4 separate regions of the Homo sapiens genome follow, and all the other regions are linked to region 1. The links are chromatin contacts, found by Hi-C or POLR2A ChIA-PET in ENCODE. All regions are on one chromosome and are shown on one strand. Each heading gives the region's core, a stretch centred on a gene start or an enhancer-like site at or near the end of the contact. The rest is flanking DNA. Distances are from core to core; before and after follow the strand shown. Region 1 holds the start of LENG1 (leukocyte receptor cluster member 1). Region 2 holds the start of ISOC2 (isochorismatase domain containing 2). Region 3 holds the start of NAT14 (N-acetyltransferase 14 (putative)). Region 4 holds the start of UBE2S (ubiquitin conjugating enzyme E2 S).

Region 1 (2,700 bases), core at 122-2,621:
GCTCCCGAAACAGGTCCACAGGGCCAGAACCTGGGGCTCCCGCCTCTGCTGCTTCAAGCTCAGGCAGTGAGTTCTGATGTCTGGCTTTCTTCCGTAGGAATTCTGTACGGGCCTGGGGAGAAAGTTATAGGCAGGACATTCAGAACCTAGAGGTAATTCAAGAACTGTGAGTCTGGTGCCCACCACAGAAAATGGCAGTCCAGGGTGCTGGGGTTATGAGAAAGGGAGCACTAGGCGCCTAAAAGAGGCACCTGTCCTAGCTGGGGGTGAGGGTAGGCAGATGAGGCAACGCCTGGGTTTTGTAAACTCCCTTTCAAATAGTAAACCACGGGTCATCAAGGATGTATGGGAGGAGGTCCCTGGCCTAAACCAAAGGGGTTCCTAACCTCAAGTGAGACAATTAAAACAGCCATAAAGGTATGCATTAGGCCAGACGATCTGAATTCTAGCCATGGCTCCAAGTGACTACCCCAAGTCTGCTGAAGCCCTGTCCCCTGCCTTCAGGACGCGGATTTCAAACAGCGCTCAGCAGCCTACTGAGATTCTAAAAACCTAGACTACCTCCCACCCACGGCGGAGGATCAGACTAGCTAAGGAAATGAAAGTTGGGTGTACACCAAACAGATTTAAAGAGCCATACGGAAAGCCCGTGTTTGTGTGTATGTGTCTAGGGGGCGGTGCACGAAAGGGCTCGCCCGATGGCGTGGAGCCTGGCTGTCCGCCTCTCCTTAAAATGTGCCTTCCCCTCACTGAAGCCATCTCACTTCGTGCAACAGAGATGACAGTGCCCCTCTAAGAACGAACAGTGCTTATTGGGGATTCCGCAAGTCAGGTGCACGGCATGTAGTTAGCATACAGTAGATGCTCAATAAATAGGCTGTGCAGGCAAACTAAAAAGTGATCCGAATTTCCTTGAACTGTCCAAGGGTTCACGGATTCATTAAATGTTAAGCTTCTCTTTTGTGCTAGACACTGTTCCAGCCATGTGAAATACATCAGTGGGGGAAAAACTAAGACGAGGGCGAGATCAAGGAAGGTTTCGTGGAAGTGGGCACAAGGTTTGCGGGGCAACGTCCTCGAAAGTGGGATCGGCGCCTGGTCCCGAATTTCACACGGGGCACATTGAGCCTGCGCAACGCCTCCGCTTCCGGCCCCCAACCGCGGCGCCTGCGCGCTGGGCCCCGGAGCGCCGCCCTGCCGGCTTCCGAGCTTACCTCTTGCTGAGCCAGCAGCACCCTCCGCTCACGCTCCTTCTCCTCCTCCCGGGCCTGGGCCTCGTCACGCCGCACGCGGGCGACATTGTCCTTGTTCCGGACGTGCCAGCTCTTCTTGGGCAAGATATTCATGGCGTCGTAGCTGTCCAGGGACTGGCACGCCCGCCTCTTTGCACTTCCGATTGGCGAGAGGATGCCCCCCTTTTTCTTGTCCCTACTTCGACCGCGGATTGGTTCCGAATTAGTTGGTACGGCCCCCTGGCCTGTAGCGACAGGTGATTGGCTGAGACGCCCTTTATCACAGCGAATGCTAGGCGTTCGGCTCGTGGTATCCCCTAGCAACCGCCTCTTGTCACAGATCTGAACCAATCATAAGTTGGCCCGCCCCTGATGCTACCAGATGCGGCCGTCGATTGGCCGACATGACCGACAAGTCTCCTTGCGGAAGAGCGCTCTGCACCGACAAACATGCCCGTACATTTGATTGGCTCCTGCCCCGCTGTAGCCCTGCCCCCACCTTCAGGACGCAGATTTCAAAGCGCGCTCAGCAACCTCGGCTGTATTTATTGATACAAGGAAGATCACCCGAGAGTCAGGGACGTGGCGGCGAGGGGCCCTGGAAATCTCCAGATACCAAAGCTGGAAGGGCGTGGAGTCTTCTCCAGTTCTCCTAGTTTACAGATGTTGTGACCTAGGCTTACAATGGGCCTGGGGTCTGAAAGCGGGACGTGGGCTGCGGGGGTCAAAGAGCCGGTTTGGTGGAGGTCAGCGCCACAGCGCGCCGTGCCAGGAAGACTTTATTCTGCGCCTCCTGGGGCAAAGAGAGGTGGAGGTGAGACAATCCTCTTCCCCAACCCCTTTCCATGTTCCCCAGGGGCCCTCTCAGGGACCCGCCTGGCTCACCGTCTCTCTCTGACGTTTGAGCTCAGAGATGAGGCGTCCGTAGGAGTTAGCCAGAGCCACAGTGTACGCCATCAGGATGCTGAAGGAGACAGGAACGGAAGCCACTCCTGACACGCTCTTCCATTATATCCAAACGTCTGGCTCCTTCGAAGCCAGGGATGTGGACGCCTAAGCCCCTCCTCGTCTGGGCTCAAGGAGTTCAGTCTCCCAGCCCCTCCGCCTTCAGATCCAGGAGTCCTACGTCCCGCCCACCTCCTCCTTCGGACCCAGCAGTCCAGGAGCCTAGGCCTCCTCCCTCAGACTCAGTACGTTGCCTGCTCCCACGCCCAAGCCTCTCCTCTCTTGGACGCAGGTGGTGGCCCCCAGATCACACGCATTCAAACCCAGACCCAGAAGTCTGGGCCGTCTCACCTGGAGATCAGCAGAAGGGGCACAGCAAAAGCCTGGGTCCCCAGGAAGAAGAGGAAATTCTGGGTGGTCTCAGGGAGGCTGGAAATAGACTCAGGGATCTGGGCCCAGATGGACGACTGCCCCCGGAATGGACCACACAGCTTAGAAGGCGGGATCCTGAAGTCAAGACAGG
Region 2 (2,700 bases), core at 3-2,502, 1.3 Mb after region 1:
CGGGAGACTCAGGCGGGTGAACCAGGCACCGGGGAAGTCTGTAGGAGCCTTTTCACTGGGTCCTATTCTGTTTCTTCTGAATTCTGGACAATGTGCAACAAGTTGTCTAGTCAATACTATATACAATAAAGGGTTGGCATAAAGCCAAAACCCGGCAAAACTGATCTATGGCGTCAGAAGCCAGGACAGTGACTGCCCTTGGACCACAGTGATGGAAACGACGACGGCGGGAGATCCTGGGATGTGGCGCATGTTTGACTTTTTTCTTTGGATACTTGTTTACACCAGGGTGCTCCCTTTATAAATATTTATTTAAGCTGTGTATTTGCAAACCGTTCGATTTTCTGCGTTTGTGGTATTATTCCAGAAAAAGTGTTCAAAATGCAAAATACAAAGATGGCTTCAGGCCCCCGCCGTGCGGTTGAACTGGAGGCAAAAGGCCAGAGAGCAGGAGGTCGGCGCTGGGGCCCAGTGGGACAGGGGAGAGTCAGGAAGGGGCAGCTGGGACGGTGGGGAAAGTCGGGGAGAAAGGCCCCCAGTTTCTGGTCGAGCGAGGGGCATGATCTGAAGATTCATAGGGGATCCCGGGGAGGGGAACTGGTTTTTGGGAGATGAAAAATTGGGGTGAGGGTGGGTGTGTGAGAGAGAGAGATGTGAAGGGGAGGTCTGGGCTGGAGAGGGTTGGGCGTGTCCTGCGGAACGAGGAGAGATTCAGCCTGGGTGGAGGGTACCCAAGGCCAAAGGGGGCGTGGCTGGAGGTGGGCGGCAACAGGGGGCGGGGTAGGGCCGTTGATTTCCCCACCCGGTCTCGGAAACCCGGCCTTGGAGCCCGGACTTCCTGGCTGTGTGACCTTGGGCAAGTTTCTCTTTGTCTTAGCCTCAGTTTTCTCGTCGGAGAAATGGGGATTAAACCTGCCCACCCCCCAGCGCTGTTACAGAGGCGGCAGGCGCGACCCGGGGACGCTTCCAATCTCTGGCCAGCCAATTCTGGCGGGGCCAGGTGGAGTCCTCCTTCTGGTCCTGTGACCTTGGCCCGGGACGCCCAGGCAGAGCCTCAGTTTCCCCATCTGCTAGGCGGTAAGGTCGGTCTCCAAATAGCGCCAGCAGCGAGAGAGGACTTACCCGGAAGGTGCCGGGTTCGAGCCCGGAACGGCCCCTCTGCAGGTGAGGCGGGGGCACCCTCACCTCTCGGCTCTCGGACGGCCACCGCTGAGGCCTCTTGCGGGCTTCCCAGGGCTGGTTACCGTTTCGTTAGGGCTGGACACGTGGCCCACCCCCTGCACCGTCCGTTTTCCGCCCACTTGGGCCCAGCCGTCCAATCGACACTCATCATGCTCTGCCTCGCCGCTCTCTCCGGCCAATCCGCATGTGCCACTGCCTCTGCCCGCAATCGGCGCTCACCAACTCACCCCGCCCCCTGCCTCTCAACCAATCCGCATATGCAGCTGCTTTGCTCCCGCCCCAGGGGGGGCGGTGCCGGCAAGGCTGTCAGTCTCAAGAAAATGATTAGCTCGCAAAGGCGCCGTGGGGGCGGGGCAGCAGGTCGTTCTGCCAATGGAGAGCCGTAGAGGGCGTGAGTGGCGGCCGACGGGGCGGAGTCGCGCGGTGGTCTCCGAAGGCTCAGACTCTGGCTGGAGAGAGGGCGTCTCGGCCGGCCCCATTGCACAGAGCAGACCGCCGAGGCCGGGAGAGAGAGAGAGGGGTCTTACCTAGAGTAGAGGCATGTCTGCGGTTCGAAACCTGGCCCTCTCTCAAGAAACGGAGGCTTACAAAGATACCCAAGCACTTTCCAGGAAGGGGCTGGCTGAGGGAGCGATCAAGTGAGGAATTTGACGCCCCCCTGTCCTTTGCGCTCTGTGCTGCCTCAGTTTCCCCATCTGTACAGCACCTGCCTCCTCGGGTGGTGTTTAGAATAATTTAGACTCTGTGCTTGGAAATGGAGGTTGAGAGAAAGAGAGAATTTCCTATCTGTCTTGGAATAAATCCAAACTCCTCCCAATTCATGGTCGGCCTTCCTGGTCCGTGCAGACCTCGCCTCTCACCACTCCCCCTGCTCACTCCGCTCCAGCCACAGGGGTCTCCTCTTGCTCTTCCCTCAATGTCCCACCGCAGGGCCTTTGCACGTGTGCTGCCTCAGCCTGGAATCCTAGGACTCCCCATGGCCCAACCTTCCAGGCTTTCAAAGCCTTTCCTGACCACCTGGTGTCAGGTAGCCCTTCCATCAGGTCGCTGTTTTTAATTTTTTTGAAACATCAAAAAAAAGAAAAAAATTGCTCTATCACCCAGGCTGGAGTACCATGGTACGATCACAGCTTGCTGCAGCCTCAACCTCCCGGGCTCAAGCGATCCTCCCACCTCAGCCTCCTGAGTAGCTGGGACCACAGGTATGCGCCACCACACCTGACTAATTTTTTAATTTTTTTGTAAAGATGGAGGTCTCACTCTGTTGCCCAGGCTGGTTTTGAACTCCTGGGCTCAAGTGATCCGCCTGCCTTGGCCTCCCAGAGTGCTGCGATTACAGGTGTGAGCCGCCGCACCCGGCCTTGTGTTTTATTTTCTTTTCAGCACTAACTCCAATCTGAATTGGAAATGAATCTTGCTTTTTGAAAAATGCATGGATATACTCTTTTATTGTCTGTTCCCCGCCAAAACACACACATGCACACAGAACAGGGAGCTCCCTGAGGCAGGGGTCCCGTC
Region 3 (2,700 bases), core at 7-2,506, 1.3 Mb after region 1:
GGCCAGCACTGGTGTGGTCCAGGATGTCCTCTTTGAGACACTCCAGACGGACGAGGGCTTGCAGAGCGTGCTGGTGCTGAGCGGGGCCGATGGCGAACAGACTCGACTCTGCGTACAGGAGGTAGAAACACTTCCTCCTGGGCTGACGGAGCCGCCTGCCACCGGCCCACCCGGACAGAAACTCCTCATCATCCGCAGCGCCCCAGCCACTGAGCTGCTGGACAGCAGCAACACTGGAGGAGGCACCGCCACGCTGCAGCTCCTGGCCCCACCGCCGTCAGGCCCAGCCTCGGGCCCCGCGGGGCTCCCCGGGGCTCCAGCCTCCCAGATGGTGCAAGTGGTCCCCGCAGGAGCTGGGCCTGGTGTTATGACCCCTCAGGGCCTGCCCTCCATCCAGATTGTCCAGACTCTACCCGCAGTCCAGCTGGTGCACACGTTTTGAGGAGAGGCAGTGATTCCCCTCCCGCCCCGCACAGAGACCCCGACTCACTGCCAGCCGGGGCGGGGCAGGGTGCCGCAGGCTGGGCTTGCTAATAAAGACCCGAGTCTCCCCGCCTGTGTTTTGTTTTCCTGGGGGGAGGGAAGGGGGCAAAGTCATGGTCCTAGCCCCCGCCTGGGAGCGTGGAGTCTTAAGTCTTGCGTCCTGGGTCGCAGATGGCTTGTTCTGCATCCTGGGGCCAGCCACTACGTAGGGCTCAGTTCCCCTGTCCTGAAACCAAAAAAGGCCGCAGGGGTCATTATAGTGGGGAGGTGGTGACATCAGACTCCAGGGAGTGCTACTTGTTCACTGTAGGTCGCCCCGCTGCCCCCCTCGTGTGAGAAGTAGGGGGATCCTTATGCGGAAGGGTTCTGCGACCCCGGGCGCCCCGTGGGTGGAGTGGGGTCCCTGGGGATGGGGGAGTCGGGCGCCAGGATGCTGAGCGTGGCCGGCTCCTCCCGCGAAGGCCCCGGCACGGATGAGAATCCACGCGCTGGCGTCGCCGCCCGGCGCTCAGGTTGCTCAGCAACGAGGGAACGTGGGGCGGGAGCTCGCGCTGGTCCCCAGCCCGCCGCCCGTCTCCTGCCGGCTTCCGCTCCCGTTCTTCCCCAGGTCCCCTTTCCCCGTTGCTCCTTCTCTAGGGATAGGAGAGGTCGCTTCCCGGCCCTCCGCAGGGTCACAGCTCGGTTCCTCCCAGCCCGCCCTCCGGGGAGCTTAGCAACGGTTGCTACGGCCCGGAGCGGGCGCCGCCCCGCCCCACCGCGCGCGGTCTGACGTCACTTCCGCCCGCGACCCCCTTCCAGACCCGCTCCCGAAACCTTGTCGAAGGACCAAAGGCGACCGGTGCAGGTGCTTGCTGGTCCTTGTTCTTGTGGCGCGGGACGGGGACGACTGTGGGGGAGGGGGCGCTGGGGACCGGGGTGGAGCGAGCGTGGTCCGTTCTCTGGCATGTGGGGAGGGTGTTCGTGGACCCCAGTGCCTGGGAGGGAGCCCCGTGCTGCAGTGTTGGCGTCCGCAGCGCGTTTGGGAGTGTAGATCGCTGAATAATACGGGGGAGGGGGGATCCCGGGAGACTTTAGCAAGGTCGCTGAGTATTGTGGGGGGCGCCTGTCCTGCCGAGATCCTCGCTTGGGGGCCCCGAGGGTTCTCAGTGTCCTGATCTGGGAAGTGCCGTTGCTGCTCCCTACCCCTCGGGGGAGCTTTGGGGACAGAGGTGCCCCCCTGACGCTGACCTACTTATGTTCTCACCAGGTGCACGACGCCAGCTCCCTTCTGGGGGGCCGGGGCCTGGGGGTTGCCATGGCCCCCAGCCACCTGTCAGTGCGGGAGATGAGGGAAGATGAGAAGCCCCTGGTGCTGGAGATGCTGAAGGTGAGAGGCAGGGGCCCCAGGGGGCCTGGGAGTGGCTGCAGTGGGGGAATTGCAAGTGGATTCAGCCACCCCCTCCCACCCACCTGAGCCAGCCTGGACCCCTGGAGCGGGATCTTTTCCTCCTGAGCCTCAGCCGCCCTGCTGCTGAAAACCACAGCAGGTGTGGCAGGTGGGGGCTCACCCCCCCAGCCCTACTGGGACCCCAGCACCAACGCCCTCCCTGGTCTCCCATCTCCAGTCGGCTGTGCACGCCAGCACAACAGCCAGCTCTGTGCCTCGGACCCCAACTCTTCAAAGCACAGCCCAGCACCCCAACCTAGCCCAGCAGCCTCCCTCCAGCCTCCACTCCAGCCTGAGGCAACCTCCCTGTCCTTACTTCCCTGGGGCCTCACTGCGGCATTGCTACTGAATTGAGTGCCCCCACAGCTCCTAATTCACTCATCCATCCATCATTCGCTCTCGTTCATTCATTCACTCCATACCCAGTGTGCCACACTGAACATCGGACTGTGCTGCCTTCCCTTCCCATTTGGGAGCTCTCACCCCGCCCCGGGCAGGGTCTACCTCCTCTCTTTGTCCAGGAGGCCCTAGCGTTTCGGATGGCTGAGCCACCCCTCCTGCCCACAGGCCGGCGTGAAGGACACGGAAAACCGCGTGGCCCTCCATGCCTTGACACGGCCGCCGGCCCTGCTCCTCCTGGCGGCGGCCAGCAGCGGCCTGCGCTTTGTCCTGGCTTCCTTCGCCCTGGCCCTCCTCCTGCCGGTGTTCCTGGCTGTGGCCGCCGTGAAGCTGGGCCTGCGGGCCCGATGGGGCTCGCTGCCTCCGCCGGGTGGCCTGGGGGGCCCCTGGGT
Region 4 (2,700 bases), core at 104-2,603, 1.2 Mb after region 1:
ACTCACAGCAGGATGGAGTTTGAGATCACCTGGCCCACCCTCCCAGGCCCTTGCTGACACCATTCCCACCACCTGGAGCTCTCTTCCCATTCCTACTTAATTCCTACCCACCCTCAGGTCCAGGGAAGCCATGTCTGAAAGCCTTGCTTCAAATCTAGAGTACCGTCCCATGATATACTAACTCAATGACCAGATATTTCTCAACCCTTGTGGGAAAAGAGTACATAATTGTCATTTGTGGCGTCCTGCCCTGTCCACCAATGCATCCCAACACCTGACACGAGGCCAGCCTGTAATGGGTACTTCCCGCTAGGGTGATCTAGAGCAGGGTGATGGAGGATCTAAGCAGCAGCCCCTTCTCTTTTTCCTTCCAAACTCACCAGGGCCCTCGATGGTGACCTGGAGGTCGGTGAGGTCCTCCTCGTTGGGAAAGACCTTGATGCCATCGGGTGGGTCTGCGGTCAGTGTCGTCACCTCCTTGTACACCAGGCGGATGATGTGCGGGGGTAGGTTCTCCACGTTGGAGTTCTGGGCACGGATGGGAGAGCAGGGTGAGCGAGTGTTAAGAGCTGGGCTTCCCGCAGGGCCTAAAGATGCTGAGACTGCCCAAGTCTTGACTCAGTGGCCCCAGGCTGTCAATCACCCTTGAACTCCCAGACCCTCACCCAGGATGCTTCAGGCCATCAGCCCAGGCAGAGTTTCCAACAGAAATGGGGGCGGGTTCACGGGGGGGCTTGCAGATAACTCCACCCACCCCAGAACCCCCCCCCCAAAGCCCGCTCCTAACCCTGCTTGGTCCCCAGTGGTTCCACGTAGGCCAGAGATCTACTCTCTCCCCCTTCTCCACTAATTTTTGGTTAGAGCATCCTTGAAACCCCGGCTCAGGTCTGGAGATGGCGGCGGGGCGTCCTTGCTCCTGGTAACACCCATGGGCGGGCCGCAAAGCGCCCGGAGCCCTCGCCGCCAGGGAGACTGCGGGCCGCCCGAGCTCCTGCTCCGCCTGCGGGAAGGCCCTCGGGCCCATCCCGGGTCAGGGACCCCCAGGCTGGCCCTCAAACCCCTCAAGGCCGCCCGTCGGAGGCCCCTGAGACTCCACCTCCTCCCTCAGGGACACCCCCGACCACCTTCATGGGCCTCATCGCCCGTGCTCACCATGGCTGCGGCCGGCCGGGGGCGGGTCCCCCCGGCCCCCTTCCTGCGTTCTTCGGTCCGCCGGCCGGGGCGGGGGGCCCAACTGCTGCCGCTGCGGCCCTGGAGAGGCCCCGGCGGCCCCGCTCCGCTCCCCGCTGCCTCCGACGTCCGCCGCGCACAGCGTAGACCAACCCGCCGCCCCGGTGCCCGGCAGCACTGAGCCGGCCGCGCGCGCACCACTGCCTCTTTATAACCGCCCGCAGGCCACGCCCTCCGCGGCCCCTCAGCTCCGAGCCTCAACCGTGACGTCAGCGCGCACGTTCCTTGGTTTTCGACGCGCTCGCTCCCTTCCCCGCAAACTATGGTCAGAAGCGAGGGAAGTGGCGGAGAGGGCTGGGTAGCGGGCCGGCCAATGGGGGCCCGCGGGGGTCGGGAGGGTTCTCAAAGAACGGAGGGGCTGAAAAGGGGAAGAAGAGAGGAAGGGGGACGGGGAAGGCGACGCGGCCGCTGATTGGACCGTTTGAATGAGACGCCGCCACGGCCCGGCATACGCGCGGGCGCGCCCTGACGCTGAGGAAGTCGCGCACGCGACTAACGGTCTTCCTGGGGGCCGGAGCGTGGCGAGGGGAGGCGGGACTCGGGGTTTTAAACGCGTGATGGAAGGCGCTCGGGCCAATAGGGATGCGCTTTAGTGACTGGTGGGTCACGAGACTCGCATGGGCCAATGACTGATAGAGACCGGTCAGAGGGCGACCCAGTTTCGTGCAGATCAAACCGCTGCCAGCCAACGAAATCCGTTGATTTTTGTATATGCAAATGAAGTGTGCGCTGCCGCCCGCGCCCCCTCCTTTGAGCCGTGGTGGAGGTGGGCGCTGGAACTCCGACTACATTTTTCTATGAGGCGCCATTTTGTGCTGGAAATGCTCTTGGACCCACGTCCTGTATTGCTAAGGCTCAAAGATCAGTCAGAATGACCTTGAAGGCTTGGACAGCCTTGCACTCCGTGTGTGACCCCCACTCCTGCCAGGCTTCATCGAAGACGCCAGCCTCAGTTTCCTTATGTGACAAATGGGCACTGGGATCCGTTGTATTGCCAGGGAAAGAAGTCAGAGAGTGCCAAGACGGTTATTCACGGCATGGTTATGCCTATGACTGACCCATGGCCTCCAGCCACACCCGCCTTCTCTGGGACTCAGTTTCCCTCTCTAGGAAATGGACACATAGCTGCCTGGAAAAGGGACCATCTCCAGCCCTCAGTGTCAGTAAAAACGTCAGGCAATTGCTTGAGAACGGTGGCCAGAGCTCCCTGAGCAGGCCTTTTGGAGGGGCTTAGAGAGGAGGAGGGAATGCTGAAGTTGGCCTTCCTTTGCTCATCTGTGCAGTGCGGTCGCAGTGCCCTCTCGGTGTCTCTGCCAGTCTGTGCGTCCACAGCTCTTCTTAGTTTCTTGGCCTTTTTCAGCCATGGATGAGAGCATTAACATCTGGGCCTAATTTGGCCACAGGTACCTGAAAAGACCCCTGGCTACCAGCTTCCCCTCATGGGGCCTCAGCTTCTGAAGAAGGAATAAG

Evidence for each region. A loop is a pair of places that touch in the nucleus more often than their neighbours do. ChIA-PET counts read pairs that join two places held with the same protein, here RNA polymerase II (POLR2A). Pooled maps may share reads with other maps.
Region 2: a pooled map shows a loop between it and region 1 (8-fold over the local background). The contact joins the promoter of ISOC2 here to the promoter of LENG1 in region 1. A Hi-C loop is called at or near these places in 6 of 50 pooled maps.
Region 3: a pooled map shows a loop between it and region 1 (2.7-fold over the local background). The contact joins the promoter of NAT14 here to the promoter of LENG1 in region 1. A Hi-C loop is called at or near these places in 5 of 50 pooled maps.
Region 4: a pooled map shows a loop between it and region 1 (8-fold over the local background). The contact joins the promoter of UBE2S here to the promoter of LENG1 in region 1. A Hi-C loop is called at or near these places in 5 of 50 pooled maps. POLR2A ChIA-PET finds 5 or more read pairs at or near these places in 2 of 52 experiments (A673 and endothelial cell of umbilical vein).

Annotation. Positions count from the first base shown.
Region 1 is chr19:54,158,350-54,161,049 of GRCh38, forward strand. It overlaps LENG1 (leukocyte receptor cluster member 1), which reads right to left and starts at 1,372. Exons shown (of 4, transcript NM_024316.3): 1 at 1,215-1,372; 2 at 1-112. The coding sequence starts at 1,346. TMC4 (transmembrane channel like 4) reads right to left here. Exons shown (of 15, transcript NM_144686.4): 13 at 2,529-2,684; 14 at 2,118-2,196; 15 at 1,759-2,025. The coding sequence ends at 1,957. RefSeq lists an enhancer at 705-1,374.
Region 2 is chr19:55,460,390-55,463,089 of GRCh38, forward strand. ISOC2 (isochorismatase domain containing 2) reads right to left here and starts at 1,253. Exons shown (of 6, transcript NM_001136201.2): 1 at 1,123-1,253. C19orf85 (chromosome 19 open reading frame 85) reads right to left here. Exons shown (of 2, transcript NM_001386794.1): 2 at 2,612-2,700. RefSeq lists an enhancer at 2,638-2,700.
Region 3 is chr19:55,483,932-55,486,631 of GRCh38, forward strand. It overlaps NAT14 (N-acetyltransferase 14 (putative)), which reads left to right and starts at 1,257. Exons shown (of 3, transcript NM_020378.4): 1 at 1,257-1,327; 2 at 1,730-1,849; 3 at 2,477-2,700. The coding sequence starts at 1,778. ZNF628 (zinc finger protein 628) reads left to right here. Exons shown (of 3, transcript NM_033113.3): 3 at 1-556. The coding sequence ends at 442. RefSeq lists a silencer at 1,047-1,466 and an enhancer at 1,567-1,896.
Region 4 is chr19:55,406,435-55,409,134 of GRCh38, forward strand. It overlaps UBE2S (ubiquitin conjugating enzyme E2 S), which reads right to left and starts at 1,354. Exons shown (of 4, transcript NM_014501.3): 1 at 1,153-1,354; 2 at 381-528. The coding sequence starts at 1,155. LOC105372462 (a long non-coding RNA gene) reads left to right here and starts at 1,711. Exons shown (of 3, transcript XR_936075.3): 1 at 1,711-2,700. RefSeq lists enhancers at 817-1,330, 1,687-1,981, 2,003-2,112 and silencers at 983-1,452, 1,463-1,522, 1,533-1,582.